Linked DNA regions of Homo sapiens: region 2 is linked to region 1. A link is an interaction called in ENCODE POLR2A ChIA-PET data of the cell type or tissue named here. Cell type or tissue: B cell. All regions are shown on one strand. Links, peaks and the distances in the headings refer to the core of each region. The heading gives the core; the rest is flanking DNA.

Region 1 (11,194 bases), core at 1,027-9,026:
GCCTAATGGGAAGTGTTTGGATCACGGCGACAGATCCCTCATGAATGGCTTGGTGACATTCTCGTGGGAATGAGGGAGTTCTCAATCTTAGTTCTCATGAGGACTGGTTGTTGAAAAGAGCCTGGTCCCTCTTCCGCTCTGTCTTTTGCCTTCTCTCTTGACATGTGATCTGCACACACCAACTCTCCTTTGCCTTCTATCATGAGTGGAAGCTTCCTGAGGCCCTCACCAGATGCAGATGCTGGTACCATGCTTCTTGTATAGCCTGAAGAACCATCAGCCAAATAAACATCTTTTCTTTATAAATTACCCAGCCTCAGTCATACCTTTACAGCAACACAAATGGATAAAGACACTAACTGATTTAATTAATTGGTTGAATTAATTAATTAAGACATATGCAACTGCATTAAAAACACCAACTCCAACTATATGCTGTCCATGAGAAGCCCTCTTTAATATATAGACTATAGATATTTATCATTAAAGATTATAAACACATACACCATGTAAAACTTAATAAGAAAGCTACAGTGGCTATATTAATATCAAAGTAAACATCAAAACAATGACTAATGTCTGAAATAAATATGACATATCAGAATTATTAAAATTTGTCAAGTCCTTAGAAAAACATAACAATCCTAAATGTGTATGCATTTGGAACTTCAAAATACATAAACAAAACTTACAGAACTAAGGGAGAAATGAACAAATCCAGTAGACAAAAAAAGCACTAAATATATATAATTTTTCTCCCAAGACTTTCAACCATCTTTATCTAATTAACATTTATAAATACTACCTAACAACTGTGGAATGCACACTCTTTTCAAGTGTGCATGCAATGTTTGCCAAGATAGACTCTGGCCATAAATAAATCTTAGTAAATTTCAAAAGATCAAAATCTTACAGACTATATTCTCTGACCTCAATGTAATTAAATTAGTAATCCAACAAAAACAAGTACTTTTAAAAGTCCTAAAATAACTGGAAATTAAACAACACATTTTTTAAAGTGTATTCAAGAAAAAAAATCACAAGGGAAAAACTTTAAAGCAATAATATTAAACACTACTGATTGAGATTTGTGGCATTCAGCTAAAACAATGCTTAGAGGAATACTTACAATTTTAAATGATTATATTAGAAAAGAAGAAAGGTTTAAAAATAATTATTTAAATTTATATCTTTAAAAGCAGGAAAAAGGAATGCAAATCAAGCTCAAAGTAAGCAGAAAGAAATAAATAATGATGATTAAGTCAGATACCAGTGAAATAGAAGACAAAGAATTTTAAAAACCAGCAAACTAAAAATGTGTTTCTTTGAAAAGAGTTATTATATACTGCTAACAAGACTTAGCAAGAAAAAAATCAGAGGAAACACAAATTATCAATATCAGGAATGAAAAAGGTAACATCACTACAGATCCTACAGGCATTAAAAAAGAATGAAAGAGGTGACATCACTACAGATCCTACATGCATTAAAAGGCTGTTAAGGGCATATTATGATCAATGCTTTGCCAACATATTAGAAAATACTGTTGAGGAAAATACTGTTGGTGTGTGCATATTAGAGAATGTTGAGGAAATTCCTTGAAAAACACAATTTTCCAAATTGGCATTATGAAACAGAATATCTGATTAGCCCTCTGTTTATTAAATAAATTGAATTTTTTATTAATCTTTTCCCACAAACAAAACTAGGCCCAGATAAATTTCACTTGTCAGTTGTATCAAACATTTAAAGAAGAAATACCAATCGTGTACAAATGCCATCAAAGCATAGAGGAGGAGGAACACTTCCAAATCATTTTGAGTCCAGCATAATCTTGATGCTGAAACCTGACAATGACGTTACAAGAAAAGAAAGTTACGGAGCAATATCTCTTACGAACTTAGATGAAAAAATTCTTAACAAAATGTAAGAAATTGGTATTTTCGCTAACTTCCTTGACTGAATTAGGTTTATTTGAAATAAGGGCCGGCCGCCCCATCTGGGAAGTGAGGAGCGCCTCTGCCTGGCCGCCACCCCGTCTGGGAAGTGAGTAGCGTCTCTGCCCGGCCGCCTGGTCTGGGAAGTAAGAAGCACCTCTGCCTGGCCACTGTGCAATCTTCCAAGTGTGAAGTGACAGCCTTTCTGCAGGTGTACCCAACAGCTCCGAAAAGACAGCGACCATTGAGAACAGGCCATGATGACGATGGCGGTTTTGTCGAAAAGAAAAGGGGGAAATGTGGGGAAAAGAAAGAGAGATCAGATTGTTACTGTGTCTGTGTAGAAAGAAGTAGACATAAGAGACTCCATTTTGTTCTGTATTAAGAAAAATTCTTCTGCCTTGGGATGCTGTTAATCTATAACCTTACCCCCAACCCCGTGCTCTCTGAAACATGTGCTGTGTCAACTCAGGGTTAAATGGATTAAGGGCAGTGCAAGATGTGCTTTGTTAAACAGATGCTTGAAGGCAGCATGCTCATTAAGAGTGATCACCACTCCATAATCTTAAGTACCAAGGGACACAAACACTGCGGAAGGCCGCAGGGACCTCTGCCTAGGAAAACCAGAGACCTTTGTTCACGTGTTTATCTGCTGACCTTCTCTCCACTATCATCCTATGACCCTGCCACATCCCCCTCTCTGAGAAACACCCAAGAATGATCAATAAATACAAAAAATAAAAAATAAAAAAATAAAAAATAAAAAAATATAAACATGCAAAAAAAAAAAAGAAAGATGGGATAAAACTGCTTCTAGTATTTTTCCTTATATGGGAATTCCACAGGCCCTGACTCTGGGAGACCCTACTCAAAAGATATTTAGATGGCACAGGGCTGTAGTCCATGTGAAAGGATGTATATGTAAAAAGCACAGGCTGAGCCCTGAAGAACAAGGCCTTGCCATTTGAATGGGCCTCCAAATCAATCTACAACAACCACATCCCCTAGATCTTCCTTAGTACCAGAATAGAACAAAGCTGGCAAGGAATTGGTAAATAATCTGGTTAAAAAATGGTATTAATGGTTGCTCAATAAATATTTGTTTAATTAATTAATTGACTAATTCAGAATTACTGAGTAAAGTCCTAGTAGTGGAAATTTCCCTGATTGAAGGAGTACTCCTCAGGGGCAATGTTACTAACATGTTGGACAGGGCAGTTCCTGCTGAATGGGCTGTCTCATACATTGTAAGACACTCAGTACTCTGGATTCCCAGGCCTTATATTTCAATGGCATCCCAACAATACATCATGCAAAAGTATATATACGTTGTATATACCCTCACACATTTTCATGCTTTCTGTGGTGGGCAGCACTACTGGGAGTTAAGAACCAACATTCTGGCCAATGCATTTAGGAAAAAGCAGACCATAACACAAAGCAGGCCGCAGTAGGAAAACAGTACATTTTCCCTGAAACTTCACACAGCTATTGTTTTAATCAGTGGCCTCCAAAAAGGACTTGCACATCCCAGGAGATGAACAAGACATTGGCTGGGCTATCAGTAAATACAAATAACTTCTATTTATTTTTTATTTTGTCTTTTAAAAAAGAAAGAACAGAGATGAAGGCAGAGCAAGATGGCAAAACAGGACTTTCCAGTGATTGTCCCCTACAGAAACATCAATTTGAACAACTGTCTACACACAAAAATACCTTCACAAGAGCTAAGAAAACCAGGTGACAGATCACGGTACCTGGTTACAGCATAATATGAGGGTATAAAGGATAGTTTTACCTTACCTGCATCACCCCTCCCTGAACCCCAGGCAGCACAATGCAGAAAAATACCACTATCTGGGCAAAAGACAGGGAAGAAAGAATAGGACTTTACCTTGGACCCTAATACAGGGCCTGACACAGGAAAATCCAGCAGCAGGCAGATCCACATGGCCCTTGACTGCAGGCCGGTACTCGTGGACTAAGCTTCTAGATCTATCCTGGTGCCAAACAGGAACCCATAGCTGCTGTGAGATGAATGCAAGCTCTAGCCCTTATCACCACTGGCTGACTACAGTGACCATGGGCTAAAAATAACCCACAGTGACAGGCAGGCCTCAGCCGCCATGGGCTTTAGTTGTGCCTCTGTGTGGCACTAGCCTCAGTGGCCATGGACTTTGGGTGTGCCCCAACACTGTATCAGCCACAGCAGCCATAAGAATCCAGCCCAGTGCTGTGCCAGCCTTGGTGGCCATAAGATTCTAACCCAGCACTGTGCCAGTCATCATGGTGGTCCTGGGCTTAGGACACCCCCTAGTGCTGCAATGTCTGTAGTGGTCACATGCTTAGGGACCACACCAGAAGACTTGCCCAGAATCTGTGGACAGGGTTACTAATGAAGGATATTCCCAGACAAAGCCAGATGGCAAAGACTGGAATAAGCACCTGCTTCTTTAATGCAGACATTGATGTACAACCACAAGGATCAAGAACGATCCAGGAAACATGACATCACCAAATGAACATAGTAACGTGCTAGTGACTGACCCTACAAATATGGAAATGTATGAACGGCCTGACAACATTTTCAAAGTAGCTGTTTTAAGGAAGCTCAGTGAACTTCAAGAAAATACAGAGAAACAATTCAACAAAATAAGGAAAACCATAAGTTACCAGAATAAAAAATGTCAGAGAGATTGGCATGATAATAACAAAACAGTAACCAGGGAGCTGAAAAATAACTGAACACAAAGAAAAATGCAATAGGGAGTATCAACAGCTGAATTGAACAAGCAGAAGAAAGAATCTGGAATTTGAAGAGAAGTTATTTTGAAAATATACAGAGCAGAAAAAATAAAAAAGAAAAAGGGAATGAAGAAAGCTATGGGACTTATGGGAAAGCATCAAAAGAGCAAATGTTCAAAAGGGAGTAGAGAATGATAAAGGGGTAGAAAGAGTAAAGAAATAATAGCAGGAAACTTTCCAAACCTGGAGAAAGATATAAGTATCTGGTTACAGAAAGGTCAAAAGTCTCTAATCCTCCAACCCAATCTAAATAAGACTACCCCAAAAGATTTTATAATCAAACTGTCAAATATCAAAGACAAAGAGAGAAAACTGAAAGCAGGAAGAGAAAAGAAGCTAGTAACATATAAGGAAGTTCCAATATGTCCAGCTTCTCAGCAGAAATTTCACAGGACAGAAGAGAATAGAATCATATATTCAAAGAGCTCAAGGAGGAAAACAAAAAGCCCTGCCAATCAAGAATTCTGTACTCACCAAAGCTGTCCTTCCCAAATGAAGGAGAGATAAAGACTTTCACAGATAAACAAAAGCCGAGGGAGTTCATCACTACCAGACCTGCCTTATAAGAAATGCTAAAGGGAATTCTTCAAGCTGAAAGAAAAGGACACTAATGAGTAACACAAAAACATCTAAAAGTATAAAACTCACTAAGTACACAAATTCAGAATACTCTAATACTGCAATGGTGGTTTTTAAATTACTTATATCATTAGTATAAAGGTTAAAGGACAAAACTATTAATAATAATAACTAGAATAATTTGCTAAGGGATGTGCAATGGAAAAAGATATAAATCATATCAAAAATTCAAAATTGGGGGATAGAGTTAAAGTTTAGAAGGTTTTTGTGATCAAAATTAACTTGTTATCAGCTTAAAATAACTTCTTATAACTATAAGATGGTTTTTGTAAGCCTTGCGGTAATCACAAAGCAAAAACCTATAATAGATACACTAAAAATAAAAAGCAAGTAATTAAAACATACTACTAGAGAAAAATCACTTAATCACAAAGAAAGAGTAAGAAACAAAAAAAGGATCCACTAAACAACTAGAAAACAATTAACAAAATGGCAGCAGTAAGTTCTTACTTATCAATAATTACCTTGAACTTATGTTCAAGGACTAAATTTTCAATCAAAATACACAGAGTGGCTGTATAAAAAACAAGATCCACCTATATGCTGCCTACAAGAGATTAACTTCACCTGTAAGGACACACAGACTGAAAATGACAGGATAGAACCAGATATTCCTTACAAATAGAAACCAAAGGAGAACAGGGGTAGCTATGTTTATGTCAGATAAAATATATTTTAAGTCAAACACTGTAAAAAGAGACAAAGAAGGTTATTATATAATCAAAAAGGGGTCAATTCATCAAGAGGGTATAAAAATTTCAAACATATGCATCCAATCTAATTAATAATTAAGAAAATATTAATAGATCTGAAGGAAGAGATAGACTAAAATGCAATAATAGTACAATAATAGCAGAGGACTTCAGTATTGCCCTTTCACATGGACAGATCATCCAGAGAGAAAATCAACCAGAAAATGTTAGATTTAAACTGAACTCTAGACCAAATAAACATACACAGAACATTCTACCCAACAGATGCAGAATACACACTCTTCTCAACTGCACACATAATATTATCTAGGATAGCTGATATGTTAGGTCACAAAACAAGTCTTACCAAATTTGAGAAGACTGAAATCGTATCAAGTATCTTTTCAGACCACAATGGTATAAAACTGGAAATCAGCACTAGGAGGAACTTTGGAAAATTAACGAATACATTGAAATTAAACAACATGCACCTGAATAACCAATGGGTCTATAAATAAATTAAAAGGTAAATTAAAATATTTCATGGGCAAATGACATGAATAGACATTCCCAAAAGAAGATATACAAATGGCCAACAAACATATGAAAAAATGCTCAACATCATTAATCACTGGAGAAATGCAAATTAAAATCAGGATGATACACCACCTTACCCCAGCCAGAATGGCCATTAATAGAAAGTCAAAAAACAATAGATGTTGCCATGGATGTGGTTAAAAAAAGAAAAAAAGAATGCTTATATATGGGAATGCAAATTAGTACAACCTCTATGGAAAACAGTATGGAGATTTCTTAAAGAACTACATGTAGATCTACTATTTTATCCAGCAATCCCACTACTGATCTACTGAGTATCTACCAAAAGGAAAAGAAGTCATTGTCTTAAAAGGACACCTGCACATGTATGTTTCTCACAGCATAATTCACAACTGCAAAGATATAGAGCCAATCTAAGTGCCCATCAACCAATGAGTGGATAATGTGGTAGAAGAAAATGTGGAATATTACTCAGGCATAAAAAAAGAATGAAATAATGTATTTTGCAGCAACTTGGATGGAGCTGCAGGCCATTATTTTAAGTGAAGCAACTCAGGAATGGAAAACTAAATACCAAAATGTTTTACTTATAAGTGAGATCTAAGCTATGGGTATACAAAGGTATACAAAGAGGGTGGTACAATGGAATTTGGAGACTCAGAAGTGGGGAGGATGCGGTGAGGAATAAAAAACTAAATATTGGGTCCAATGTGCACTGCTTGGGTTACAGGTGCACTGAAATCTCAGACTTCACCACTATACAATTCATCCATATAACCAAAAGCCACTTGAACCCCAAAATCTACTGAAGTAAAAAAATTTATTAATTAAATTAAATTAAAATATTCCTTGAGACAAATGAAAATGGAAATACAACATAACAAAACCTATGGGTACAGCAAAAGCAGTCTAAGAGGAAAGTTTATAGCAATAAACACCTACTTCAAAAAATATATATCTCAAATATATCTCAAATAAACAACCCAATGTTTTACCTTACCTTAGCGATCAGAGCAGAAATAGAGAATACAAATACATAAAAATATCAATAAAACAAAGAGATAGTCTCTTGAAAAGATAAACAAAATAGACAAACCTAGAGCTAAACTAAGAAAAAAAGAGAGAAGACTCAAATAAAATCAGAGGTAAAAAAGGAAAAATTACAACTGATGCCACAGAAATACAAAGGATCATAAGAGACTACTGTGAACAATTACACATGAACAAATTAGATAACCTAAAAGAAATGAATAAATTCCTGGACACATACATTCTACCAAGATTGAATTATGAAGAAATCTAAAATCTGAACAAACCAATGAGTAAGGAGATGGAATCAGTAATAAAAAATCTCCTGGCTGGGCATGGTGGCTCACACCTGTAATCCCAGCACTTTGGGAGGCCGAGGCAGGTGGATCAGCTGAGGTCAGGAATTCGAGACCAGCCTGACCAACATGGTGAAATCCCGTCTCTACTAAAAATACAAAAATTTGCTGGGCATGGTGGCACATGCCTGTAATCCCAGCTACTTGGGAGGCTGAAGCAAGAGAATCACTTGAACCCAGGAGGCAGAGGTTGCAGTGAGCCAAAATCGTGCCACTGCACTCCAGCCTGGGCAACAAAGCAAGACTCCATCTTTAAAAAAAAAAAAAATCTCCCAGCAAAGAAAAGCCCACGACTGAATGGCTTCATTGCTGAATTCTACCAAACATTTAAAGAAGAACTAATACCAATTCTTCTCAAACTCTTCCCAAAAACTTGAAGAGGAGAGAATATTTCCAAATCCATTCTCTGAGGCAACATTACCCTGACGCCAAAACCATGCAAGGTCACAACAAAAGAGGAAAACTTACAGGCCAATACCCCTGATGAACATAGATGCAAAATGCTCAGCAGAATATTAGCAAACCAAATTCAATAACACATTAAAAAGATCATTCACCATTATCAAGTGGGATTCATCCTAGAAATGCAAGGATGGTTCAACATATGCAAATCAGTAAATGGGATACATCATATTAACAGAATGAAGGACAAAAAACTACATAATCACTTCAATAGATGCAGAATAAGCATTTGACAAAACTCAATATCTCTTCATAATAAAAACTCTCAACAAATTATGTATAGAAGAAATGTGCCTCAACACAGTAAAGGCCATATATGACAAACCCACAGCTAACATACTGAATGGCAGGAAAGTTGAAAGATTTTCCTTTAACATCTGGAAGAAGAAAACGATGCCCACTTTCACCACTTTTATTCACAACAGTACTAGAAGTTCTAGCCAAGGCAATCAGGCAACAGAAAGAAATTAACAGCATCTAAATTGGAAAGAAAGAAGCTAAATTGTCCCTATTTGCAGATGACACAATCTTATACAGAGAAAATCCTAAAGACTCCACTAAAAACCTGTTAGAATTAATTAACAAATTCAGTAAAGTTGCAGACTACAAAATTAACAACAAAAATCAGCAGTGATATACATGCTAACAGCAAACTATCCAAAAAAGTGTAAAAGGAAACCATTCCATTTACAATAGCTACCAAAAACAAATAAATAAAGTACTTAGGAATAAATTTAACTAAGGAGGTGGAATATATCTACAAGGAAAACTATAAACATGGATGAAATTGAAAAGACACAAATTTAAAGATATTCCATGTTCATAGATTGGAAAGATGAATACTGTTAAAAATATCCACACTACCCAAAGTGCTCTACAGATTTAGTGTAACCCCTAACAAAATACCAATGACATTCTTCACAGACATAGAAAAAACAATCCTTAAATTTGTATAGAACCACAAAGAAAGCCAGAATACCCAAAGCAACCTTGAGCAAAAAGAACAAACCTGGAGGCATCACATTACCTGGCTTCAAAATATACTACAAAACTATAGTAATCAAAACAGCATGATACTGGCATAAAAACAGACACATAGATCAATGGAATAGAATAGAGAGCCAAAAAATAAATCCACATATGTATGTACAGCCAATTGATTTTTGACAAGGGTGCCAAGAACACACAATGGGGAAAGGACAGTCTCTTCAATAAAAGGTATTGAGAAAACTGTATAGCCACAGGCAGAATAACAAAATTAGGCCCTTATTGCCACCATATACAAAAATCAACTCAAAATGAATTACAGACTTAATTGTAGGATCTGAAAATATGAAACTACTGGAAGAAAAAGGGAAAAGATCTATGACATCGATCTGGGTGATGATTTTTTGGATATGACCTCAAAAGCACAGGCAACAAAAGCAAAAATAAACAAATGAGATTACATCAAAGTAAAAAGTTTCTCTACAGAAAAGGAAAAAAATCAACAGAGTAAAGAGACAACCTACAGAAATAGGGGAAAATATTTGCAAACTACACATCTGAAAAGGGGTTAATATCCAAAATATTAAAGGAACTTAAATATTAAAACTAAACCTGGTTTTTAAATGGACAAAAGTCCTGAATAGACATTTCTCAAAATAAATCATACAAATGGCCAACAGGTATATGAAAAAAATGCTCAATATTACTAATGGTCAAGGAAATGCAAATCAAAACCACAATGAGATACCATTTCACTCCTGTCACAATGGCTAATATCAAAAAGATAAGTGTTGGCAAGGATATGGAGAAAAGGATACCCACACACACTGTTGGTGGGAATGTAAATTAATATAGCTATTATGGAAAGCAGTATGGAGGTTCCTCAAAACGCTAAAAATAGAACTACCATATGATCCAGCAATCCCACTACTGGATATGTATATCCAAAGGAAATAAAATCAGTAAGTGAAAGAGATATCTGCACTCTCTTGTTTGGTGCAGCACTATTCACAATAGCCAAGATAACGAAATCAACTTAAGTGTCCATCAATAGATGACTGGATAAAGAAAACATAGTATATATACACAATTAAATACTATTCAGCCATAAAAAGGAAAGAAATCCTGTCATTTGCTACGTGAACGAACCTCAAGGGCATTATGTTAAATAAAATAACCAAGGCACAGGAAGACAAACACCACATAACCTCACTCATGTGGAATTTTAAAAAGTTTATCTCATAGAAGTAGCGAGTAGAGTGATGCTTATCAGAGGCTGGGGTGGTTGTGGCGGTGGGAATCGGGAAGATGTTAGTCAAAGGATATACCACTACAATTAGGACATCTAGTCAAGAGATCTATTGTACAGTATGGTGATCATAGTTAATGATGATGGATTGCATTCTTGAAAAACACAGAAAGAGTGGGTAAGTGTTCTCACCACAAAAAATGACTATATGAGGCAATGCATTTGTTAATTAGCTAGATACAGCCATTCACAATGTATACATTCTTCAAAACATCATGTTGTACATGATAAATACATACAGTTTTATCTGTCAATTTAAAAAGTAAAAAAGAAAGGATGAAATTAAGCATTATTTAATACATGGATTGACAATTGTACGTCTACTTAATACACATATATTGGGGGCACACGTGCAAGCATTTTCTACTGATAGGGATATAAGATCAAAGCAAGCTCAGAGACCTGTGGTTTTTGAGGGGC
Region 2 (11,194 bases), core at 1,672-9,671, 360 kb before region 1:
TGGCTAGAGGATAGGGTAGGAAACAGGCTTTACCACATATCCTGCTATATTTTACAATTTTTAAGCCATGAAAATGTTTGCCTATTAAAACATAAAATGTTATCAAATTTGTCAAACCAAGTTAAGTACAGGGAGGTTTTTGAGAAGTCTCTCCAAGAGACATTAGTGCACAGCCAATAAGGGGATGGAAGATTTCAAGGAGCCCTGCTCTGGGGCAGGCACCCCTGCAGGTGACAGAATCAAAGCTAGGCCCACACCTGTTGCTGGCAGTGACTGCCACGGCCTTGGCAATGAGCATCCCTTGCTCTCCGCCCTTCACTTCCTTCTTCTCTGACTTGTCTCCTTCCACTCTGTTTGCCTCCTCTGCCATGTCACTACATCATGTGGCATAGTGAAGTCTATATTCCAAGTCAGAGTCCCAGTTAGAGATGGAGGGTGGTGTGGCAGAACCATGAGCCAACCCCCGTCCCTGTAATCATCTCTCACTACCAAACCACCCCCTCGCCAGCTACTGGCTCACAGGCTTGACTGTGTCTTTTTGCACTGCACCCACTGTGCAGATACCCCATGAGGTCACGGGAAGGGCGTGGCTATGGAGAAGATGGAACCGGCTGCAGCTGCCCAGCCAGCTATTTCACACTGTAGGGAGAGCCCCTGAGACAATTAATACCATTTCTAGAAACCAGCATTTCTGGGTTTCTTTACACCCCAATGCTTCCTCTTCCTCATGGTGTTTCAGCACAGTGTTTCACAGGTGGATTAGAGGGGGCGCAGACGATTCTTCTCCAATGCTGGGTTTCATTTCTGTCATTTCACAGATAACAGCTTCACCCCTGACCCCATGGGTGCCAGGGACACCCTGCCCTGTGGTCTGCATTGTGGACATCCTGCAGCAGGACCCACTGCCACACAGCGCTGGGTGAGCCGCAGCATCCACAACTGTAAAGCCAACACAGAGCGGAGACAAGGAGGCCAAGTCGCGGCCCACAATCCCCTAAAACTGGTGGTTAGAGCACAGGCATTATTGTAAGAATTACTATGATCCAAGAAAGGGTCTCCCCAAACCATGAAAATGACTATGGAACTGCTTCTGTCACTTAAAGTAATGACACAAACAAAAAGAATGAAAGAGTCTTAAAAAAGTCTGACACCCTCCAGTGTGGGATGAATGAATTCCCAAACTTTACAAAAGGCCTGAAGGGGCTCGAGCCCCCCGGGTGATCTGGCCCTGCCTCTCCTGAGCCTCCTTCCTGATGCATTGCCCCAGTCCCTCCTCATTTATCTCTGAAGACCCCCAGGTTGAGCCACTGCCCTTCCATGACACATAACTCACCCTTCCCTGAGGCCCTGTGATGCTCCCCAAAACCCACAAGAGGAAGAGGCCACCTTTCCTGGGTGCCCCTACCCTACTAGGCTTCTCTGCACCCTTGCACCTATAATACCACACTTGCATATATGTGTACATGTATATGGGGAAAATTTTTACTTTTAATTTTAAACATACACACACACACACACACACACACACACACACGATGACCAAACCCAAAGGTGTGGCACCTTCTCACCCAGAAGTGGAAGCAGACCTAGGTTCCAGCCACCTGGACAAAAGGGCTTGTGTGCCAAGGATAAAAAAGGTCACTGCTGAGAACAGGCTTCTGCCTTTGACTCAGCAAACTGACAGTTCTGGTTTCTCCCTGAGAACTTACTGGGGCAGCAGCTGTGCAGTGGATTCTGGTCTCCCCTCCTTCTCCTCAGTTAGACTGAACCTCAACTTGACCTCAGGGAAGCAGGCTGTCTTCCCAAGAGAGGCTGAGGCTTTTCTTGCTACTTTGACAAGGACAGACTAGCTTTATTCATTCGTTCACTCAACAAACATTGATTATATGCCTATTTTGTGCCAGGCACAGTGGGGCACTCTGGACCTACAAAGAAAACCAAGCTATTGTCCCTGCCCTGAAGGATGCTTAAGTCTTATGACAGCCCAGATCCATGATGTTCGCAGGGTGTGTCCATAGAGAACTCTGGCAATCTTCACACTGTGAATGCCATTGTGGGACACAATGCCCCTGTAGCATGCAGTAAAGTAGAATCTAACACTTGAGCAACTTCTCCAGACCCTCAAGGAATTACTATTAACCAGTTGCACACCAAGGAGGAGAGGGTAAGAGGGCCTCCCAAACACGGACACAGGTGTCCCCCTCAGCACTCTGCACGCCAGCCCTCCAGGGTGTCCTGGTAGACTTTCTTACTTTCATGTTGTTTTTCCTTTTGGCTACTCAGCAGCGACCCCCTTCCTCCTAATAGCTCCCTGAACTCTACCCTCCCTTAGGCCACTCAACCAGGGTAGGGAGGAGTGGGCGGGAAACCAGGTGAGGCAATCAGAGTGCTGATTTTCCCAGGTGCAGGGACCACTGGTTTAGGGGCAAGCCCCTGGCCGAGGTCTACTCAGTGTCACTCCCACTCCTGGGCCAGTCCAGACCTGAACTATCCATCTTGTCTCATGAGTGAGCGGCATTTCCGAAGGACAAAGCTCTGCCTGAGCACTATGCAATCCTGACTTGGTGTCATATTCTGTGCTCCATGAATGCTCCAATCACACTGGTGGCAAATGTGGTAAAAGTCAGTCAAAATCAAGCACTTCGGGTGCCTTTGGGCGTGTGGTGGCTACCATCCTGACGGGTGTTAGCGGGCCACAAAGAGTGTGCTGAGAGCCACCTTCCACAGTCAGCCATGCTTTGAGAACTTCGCCTCCGCTGTACTTCTCTCCCTGCCATGATCCGCCGATGCTGCCTACCCGCTTAAGGTCTGGAGATGCAATGTGGAAATCAGAGCCACATCCCCCCTGGCCATGCCTCACTCTCTGCATACATGCTGCATACTTAGGGGTCCCAACACCTTTTGTTTCTCCTGGAAAAAAAATGTGCAGCATCCCATTCATTGGGCCAGAGTCTCACCCAGGATACCAGCAGAATGGGAAAGCAAGCCCCAAAAAACACACAGAACAGCACAGCCATGAAGGGGCAGGAAGGCATTTCTATGAAGTTCGGTGGTCAGCTCCCTCAAGTAAAATACTCCACTCTCAAAGAGGAAAAAAAATCTGAATGTTTTTATGGAGAAAGAACTGGCTAGCAAAACAATCTGGAAGATAATCACTAGGCTCAGGCATCACAGGCAGCAATGATTCATCTTGGGTACCAGGAAACGTGTTGTGTTCAGTTGCTGCCTATCCGTAGCCACTCCCAGGGTAGAGAAGGTGAGAAAGGGCTATTTGATGATTTTTTTTTTCTGAGGCAGAGGCAAGCCCCTGTCACCAAGACTGGAGTGCAGCGGTACAATCATAGCTCACTGCAACTTTGAACTCCTGGGCTGAAGCTATCCTCCTGCCTCAGCCTCCTGAGCAGCTGGGACTACAGATGTGTGTGCACCACCATGCCCAGCTAATTTTTTAATTTTTAGTAAAGATGAAGTTTCACTATTTTGCCCAGGCTCAAGCCTTGTTTAAACGTTAAGTTAGGCAGGGTGTGATGGCTCATGCTTGCAATCCAAGCACTTTCGGAGGTTAAGGCAGGAGGATCATTTGAGGCCAGGAGTTCCAGACCAGCCTGGGCAACATAACAAGACCTCATTTAAACAAAAAAAAAAAAAAAAAAAAATTTTTGTTTAATTAGCTGGGCACAGTGGCATATGCCTGTAGTCCTTGCTAATTGGGAGGCTGAGGTGGGAGAACTGCTTGAGCCCTAGAGTTTGAGGCTGCAGCGAGCTATGGCTGTCTACTACACTATAGCCTGGGCAACAGAGCGAGACCCCGTCTCTAAAATAAAATAAAACAAAAATAAGAGTTTCTCCCTAATATAGTCAACATCTACATAATCAGAAAAAGCTAGCCAATCCTATTTCTAGGCCTGCCTAAGTAGCAAGCTCAAACAGCTTTAATAAACCAAACTCCTGTTTATTGTCTCAAATGTTTAATTTGCAGACAAATCTACGTTCTGAGGTAAAAATAGCAACTGTTTGTATTCATTACAGTAGTCAATTAAGTTAGGTTCACAGTCTACGTCACAGGCTGCTAGTTCCCATGACAAACACTGGTACAATCCTAATAGTTTACAAAACAGCCAACCTATGATATGAAACACTGATCAAATCCTGGGATGACCAGTTCCCAAAGAATGACACAGCAGTTACTGCCCTGGAATTTAGTCATAGCTCATGTAATCCTGTTTTTGTTTGTTTGTTTGAGACAGGCTGGTCTCACTATACCGACCAGGCTGGTATCAAACTCCTGGGCTCATGCAATCCTCCTGCCTCGGTCTCCCAAGTAGCTAGAGAATACAGCCTCACCAGGTGCATGCCACTAAGCTAACCCAGCTAGATCTAATCCTATTTTAAATGAGTTACATCCACTACTGCTTAAAACTCTCTTTGCTCCAGAGGGGCTGAGGCAGGGTGGCCAGTGCCCTGAGTGTCTGGGCTGGGACATACCCAGGGACAAGGCCCAACAGTCAAATCCCCAATGAGAAAGGCCAATGTTGTCCCACAGGAGAAACTGAATGAGATTAACTTTAAAACCTGAATGCTCCTTACCATGCAAGTTGGTACAAAGTTGTTTCCAGTGACACTGCTGGAAATAAAAACCCACCCACTCACCATTTGTGAAGTGGCCCCTCACCACTTCACAACCCATCCACTGGCTTTCTTCTCTCTTTGACAAAAGATATTAATATCTAGCTTGGTAAAGACATTAGACTAATTAAAGAATAATTAAATAATCAACTCAAAACACAAAGATCTTCCTCCCTCCAATGGAGTTATTTAACACACCATACAGTTCAAAGGCACCTACAATAATAGTCACAAAACACGTGTTTTGGGCAATCGATGGTTGAACACTATTTGTAAGACTGTTTGCACTATCAAGTAAGACAAGCTCCTGTTCTCATGGTCTCTGCAGTGTTTCCAGAAGAAAGGGGTGAGAATGAAAAACGTAAAAGTAGCTGGGTACAGTGGCTCATGCCCTGTAATCCCAGCAATTTGGGAGGCTGAGGCAGGAGGATTGCTTGATGCCCGGAGTTCAAGACCAGCCTGAGCAACACAACAAGACCCAGTCTCTAGAAAAAATTAAAATTAAAAATTAGCCAAGTGTGGTGGCACACGCATGCAGTCATTGCTACTTGGGAGGCTGAGGCAGGAGGATGCTTGAGCCCAGGAGGTCAAGGCTACAGTGAGCTATGATCACACCACTGCACTCCAGCCTGGGCAACACAGCAAGACTCTGTCTCTAAAAATAAATAAATAAAAAATGTAAAAGCTTTTAGCAATGGCAACCTCCCTGTAACGTGTTCAGAGCACCTTCTACAACTTATATAGTTGTATCCATTTGACATTTGAAGCCCTTTTTTTCTTTTTAATCATTTTCTGCTTTAACTGGTAATTTCAAGTCCATGTATCCTTTTTGAAACAAGTCAGGAATGGCTAACAGGAAAGAAAGCTGCCAGAAAGAGAAAGACAGTCCAGACCTGAACCAGAAGATAAGTGTGCATAAAGTATGCTGGAGTCAAGTGGTCTCCATCAGTCAATGGGAAAATGACAAGGGCTGGACTTACAAAAATGCTGTAGTTGTACTGGGGGACTGTCTGCAAAGGGCCTCAGAAGGAGTGATGGAGAGAGGCTGGAAAAGCCAAGGAAAGGCACGGGACGCTCTAGCTGGACCAGGAAGAATGTGGTCTGTGTGACACACAGGCAGCTTCCCTCTCCACTGACATATCCTTGGTACTCCAGGGTCTCTGACACTATGTTTCTTCTTCTCTAGAAAGCTACTGCTGAATCACTGCAGAGGGGAGAGAAAGTGAAAGAATAAAAAGGCAGTATTTCCAAGGCAACAGACCAAAGAACAACTTCCCTAAATAGACACTTGTATGTGTGTGTGTGTCTTAGTCCAATGCCAACTAAATCAAGAACATACCACACTTCACCCATGTAGCCCCTGGGCACTATCACCACTCCATTCCACTGTCAGGGAGGATTCGACGGGGGAGGAACAAAGGAAATCACCTTCACTAGATGAACAAGAAAGGAGGAGGGTGAGATTCAGGCATGACTTCACCAAGTCACTGGCAAGTTGGGGACAAACCACAAATGAGACTGCTAGCGCTTCCCTTCTACCTGAGGTGGGCACAGTCTACCAGCAAGGTGTCGTCCCTAAGGCCAATCCATTTACTCACTCCCCTCTTCCAAACCATAGGAATGACAATATTTGGAAGATTCTGGGGTATCTTTTTTTTTTCTTTTTTTGTAGAGACAGGGTCTCACTCTGTCACCCAGGTTGGAGTGCACTGGTGCGATCATAGCTCACTGCAGCCTCGACCTCCTGGATTCAAGTGATCCTCCCGCCTCAGCCTCCCAAGAAGCTGGGAATATAGGTGTGCACTACTATACCTGGCTAATTTTTTAATTTTTAGTAGAGACAAGGTCTTGCTTTGTTGCTCAGGCCGGTCTGAACTCCTGGGCTCAAGAGATCCTCCTGCCTTGGCCTCCCAAAGTGCTGGGATCACTGGCCTGAGTCACCTTACTCAGCCTATCCTGACATTTCTTGGCACCTAGCCCTATTTTAAAACATTGGGTTCTGTCAAACATACCACTGTATTGCCATTTGAGTATCACCCAATTATGTAATGTGATCATTTAACATTTGTATACACAGAGCACGAAGAATGAATAAGAAATGTGAAAATACTCAACATTTCAGCTCATACAATCCTTAGTCCTTCCATTCTTTAAAAAAACAGTGTCAGTAAAAGGCTCAGTTGGGTCAGTGACCAGCTGACTAAGAGTTTACAGAGTGCAAGCCCTCCACTTCCTCCTCCCACCCCCCGCCCACATCCTTCTCCTCTCAACTTCGCTGGATGTCCCTGCCTCTCAGCACCTCCCTCTTCTGTGATATTTCCCCTGGAAGGTACCCTGAGCAGGAGTCAACAATAGGGTGTACTCCAGCCCTTTGAGCACATGTGAAAAATAAGAGTACTGTGGGGAAAACAGTTACCAAGACTGTCAAGTGGAGCAGGGGTCGAAACATTCATGTTTGCACCGGTCCAGTGCACTGCAGTTCACAGCCCTCTCCTATGTATATTATCAATCCCCACCACCCTCCTGTGAGCCTAGCACCTTCCCCATTTTACAGATGAGAAAGCTGACTTGGGTTCACATCCAGCACTACAATCCAACTTGCCCCTACCCCCAAAAAACAAACACAGACATGCCAAAGCCACTACTACATAAGCTTTGTGATACAAACCAGACTAGCGCCTGCATTAAATAATGGGGATCATAGCTGACTCTAAGCCAGCCTTGGGAACTGTCCTGACAGTGTTAAGGCACAGAGGATTCCAGCGGGGAGTCAAAAGCAGCAATGCTTTCACTGGGGCCAGCCCCAAACAAGGAGACTCTCTCTCTCTCTCTTATGTAGAAATATGCTGATCCACCTGTTAGGTAAAGGACCCATCTGGCATCCAGAGTTAAATTTTTTTTTGAGAGGGAGTTTTGCCCTGTCACCCAGGCTGGAGTGCAGTGATGTGATCTCGGCTCACTGCAACCTCCACCTCCTGGGTTCAAGCGATTCTCCTGCCTCAGCCTCCCAAGTAGCTGGGATTACAGGTGTGCACCACCACACCCAGCTAATTTTTGTATTTTTAGTAGAGACGGGTTTTCACTACGTTGGCCAGGATGGTCTTGAACCCCCGACCTCAGGTGATCAACACACTGCCTGCCACTGTCTCTCCTGTCTGTCAGTGTGGCTGTGCAGAGGACTCCTCATCAGGAGGATTTGGCTCAGATGGCTTACTACCACGAACAATACGCCAGAGCAGGACCAGGCTCAGGACTTTGTGCCTGCTCCTCACGCCCCCAGCTCCACTCCCACTGGCCCTCACCACTGAAAGTCTCCTCTGGTTTTAGGTCATTGGTTCTTGATCTATGGCGAGTCACAGACCACCAGGTTCTGACAAAAGTCACAGGTCGCACGCCCAGGAAAAGACCCCAAGTGTATACACATCCAGCGTAGGCCCCACCTTCCTACAGGTTAGGACCCCCTGCACTCAGCCCTAGGGTTTGACACATCTTTACCAAAATCCACTCTAAGAAACAGTCACACCATAACAACACCCCAAATACACTACATGTGAATAACTAGATGTTTTACCAAAAAATGCTTATCCTTCCCATAGGAAACGTACTTGGATATTTGCTATTTCAAAAAGCTTTTTAATGCCAGTTACAACCTCAAATTGATTTCATGAACCACTGCATTTTGAAACATGCTGTGTGGACCCTTCTCTAGCATGTTTCCTCCTCAGGTGCCCTTCCTTCCGCAATAATTAGTGCTAATGTGGTTAGAGCTCAGTGCAAGACTACTCCTAAACGTTATTTTTATGTATTAAGATGAATCTTTAAAGCTGAAAACCCAGAAATATCTCAACTCTTTAGTTTCAGGAAAAATTCGGAAAAGTGGGTCATTGTGATCTCACAAATTACACCGTGGAGGTGGCTATTTATTTCACCCAAACATCAAGTTGGAGTTGTACTTGCAAAAAAGGGGACATAACACAGGTAAAAATCACCACTGAAAGTAGTCACTTGGGCTGTCTCCAGGCCAATTCCCTAAATATTTCTCAAGCACCTACTAACTGCACTGCTCTTTTTTCCTAGCTGAGCAAGGAGTAGCAGCGTAGGCAACCCCTACACAAATGAACACACTTCAGGAATGGCTTCAGAAGGTGAGTCATAACAGCTCTTTGGGACTCTTCAGCACCAGCCAGGTAGACTCCATCCCTGCTAGGCCAGAGAGGGACCTGGAGCTGGAGTGTTACTGAGGTTGCTTCCTTTAGCACCGAGCTGTACAGGGAGAGTACAGGCCATGCTTGGAGGAGCTGGAGAAGCTTGAGGCAAGGGGGCTGAGAAACTTATATGGGTGGACAAGCTGGCGAATGGGGGGCAGGGGAAGGACTCCGGAGAGCAAAGCGGCCCCCAGGGCCGTAAACACTGGCTAGTTCACACTGTGGGCTGGCCACCCACCATCCTCTCTTCCTTCTTGCTATTCTAGGACCTAACCTCCTCCCCGGTCCTCAGGAAAAGTCAGCCCTGTCTCCAGCTGGGGAGTAGGGGAGTCTTGATTAAACTAAAAGAGCTGTTCTCCAATGTGACCTTGCATCAGAATCACCTGGAAGTCTTCTTAAAGCACAGCTTTCTGGGCCCCATCCCAGAGTTTCTGATTCAGTGGGTGGGGTAGGATCCACTAATCTCCAGTTCTAACAAGTTCTCAGGTAATGCTGATGCTACTGGTCTGAGGACCACACCTGGAGGACCACCAGCCTAAGCCAACCAGCACACAGCACTCTCACAGCCTCATGTTGCTGGTCCAGGGAAGGCCACGTGACCCTTTGCTCCACAGGCCAGAGGGAAGGACTGGTAGACACTGTGGCTGGGGAATCAGCTGCTTTGTCTCCTTCCCTGCTCCTGCTGGACAGGAACAAGGAAGCACGCAGTCCCACTGCCCCCAACGACCATCTCAGAATCATGAGGAGACTAACCCCCTAGGATGAAACCGGCAGTGATGGCTGGACAGAGGAGCAGAATCGAGGTCCTTGATGAAACTGCTGACATGCTGATGGAGACTCCAGTTCTCTGAGATAATAAATGTCACTGTTGGCAACCAAAAGCATCCCAACTGACACACCCCATAATCCAGGGAGAAGCTTGAACTGGGCATCCTTGTTTCCTAGTAGAGCCCTGTTTCCCAGAAACAACCATCTGCCTAAATACTTCCTTCACATTTCCAGAGTTTATACACTTAGGTCATCCTTCTTGAAAATTCAAATTAATTGGTTTGAGAATACACCCTTTAGAGATGCAAGCAACATGAGAGAGGGAAAGAAGGGCGTTCAATATGCTAGGGTGAATTAATAATAGACAGCTTCCATAACAGCAGCTGACACCACCTGCGTGAGGGCTATGGGAGGGGCAGGAAAGGGGCAGGGGGTTTTCAGGAGACATCAGAATACCACCTAGTGAGGTGCAAAAAGAGGGGCGCTGCAGCAACCGGAGGTCAGGAAAACTACCAGGTGTCTCAGGGAAAGCGCTCTAGGAGGATCCCAGGACCGGAGCTGGCAGCGGGTAAACACTTTCCTCTTTCAGAGGTCCCCACCCTTCTTCCTGGACATCAGAGGACATCCCTGTCTTCCTGACCCTATTCCAGAAAATAGACCTCACCAGAGCATGATCCCCCCACTGCCCCCACCATATACATCTGCTTACTGTGCCTAAGTCCCTCGCCAGGTGAGCCTCACTGAACAAGTTTCATATTAAAAGGCCAGCAGTCTCACCCATGCTCCAGGTTAGGGCTGTGGGCAAACACCAGAGGCCAGCTGGGCTGGCTGGCTGGCAGGCCTGGGCCTGACAGCCTGATAGGGCATGACAAAGGTATGTGCAAAGACCAGAAAGAGACATGCACACTGCACCCAGGACCCTGGCTTTCCAATCCCAGACAGGCTATGGTGAAAGGGACAGCTAAGGCCGGGTGCAGTGGCTCATGCCTGTAATCCCAGCACTTTGGGGGGCAGAGGTGGGTGGATCACCTGAGGTGAGGAGTTCAAGAACAGCCTGGCCAACATGGTGAAACCCCGTCTCTACTAAAAATACAAAATTAGCCAGGCATGGTGGTATATGCCTGTAATCTCAGCTACTAGGGAGGGTGAGGCAGGAGTACTGCTTGAACCCAGGGGGCGGAGGTTGCAGTGAGCCGAGGTTGCAGGCTAGAGCCACTGCACTCTAGCCTAGGCGACAGAGTGAGACTCCATCTCAAAAAAAACAGAAAGAGACAACTAAGAGATTAAATCCACAGAGGAAAGGCTGATCTAATTCCAAGCTCTGCCAACCACCCACACTCTGTATACGAATCCATTGTAATGCTTCCGTTCTGCACACTTACTAGGCACCAGGATTAAATGTTAATTCATTTAATCCCCCAACAAGCCTCTGGGGCTGCTACTACCAGCAGCCCAGTTTTGTGGATGAAATAACTGAGGCACAGAAAGATTAAGCCACTTGCCCAAAGTCACACAGCTAGCTGGATGCTCACAGAAAGTGCAGCACCAGAGTCCACAATAGTTCTAGGGATAAAATAAATGGTTTCGAAAGATGT

The links. Peaks named below come from ENCODE experiments on the same cell type or tissue, not always from the same donor. Only the 100,000 strongest peaks of a DNase experiment are listed, where the experiment ranks them.
Region 2: POLR2A ChIA-PET joins it to region 1 with 9 read pairs; 3 of 35 experiments call an interaction of 5 or more read pairs at or near these places.

Annotation. Positions count from the first base shown.
Region 1 is chr2:98,093,362-98,104,555 of GRCh38, reverse strand. The region is part of intron 2 of VWA3B (von Willebrand factor A domain containing 3B); the gene reads right to left. Among named protein-coding and RNA genes, the nearest start is that of VWA3B, 12 kb to the right of the region's middle. In B cell, for the core only: no CTCF peak of the experiment used is centred there; no DNase peak of the experiment used is centred there.
Region 2 is chr2:98,450,441-98,461,634 of GRCh38, reverse strand. All of the region lies in intron 1 of INPP4A (inositol polyphosphate-4-phosphatase type I A), which reads right to left. Among named protein-coding and RNA genes, the nearest start is that of INPP4A, 11 kb to the right of the region's middle. RefSeq lists enhancers at 855-914, 5,842-5,891. In B cell, for the core only: no CTCF peak of the experiment used is centred there; DNase peaks (open chromatin) are centred at 5,974, 6,884 and 8,344; H3K4me3 peaks cover 697 bases; H3K27ac peaks cover 988 bases; H3K27me3 peaks cover 317 bases.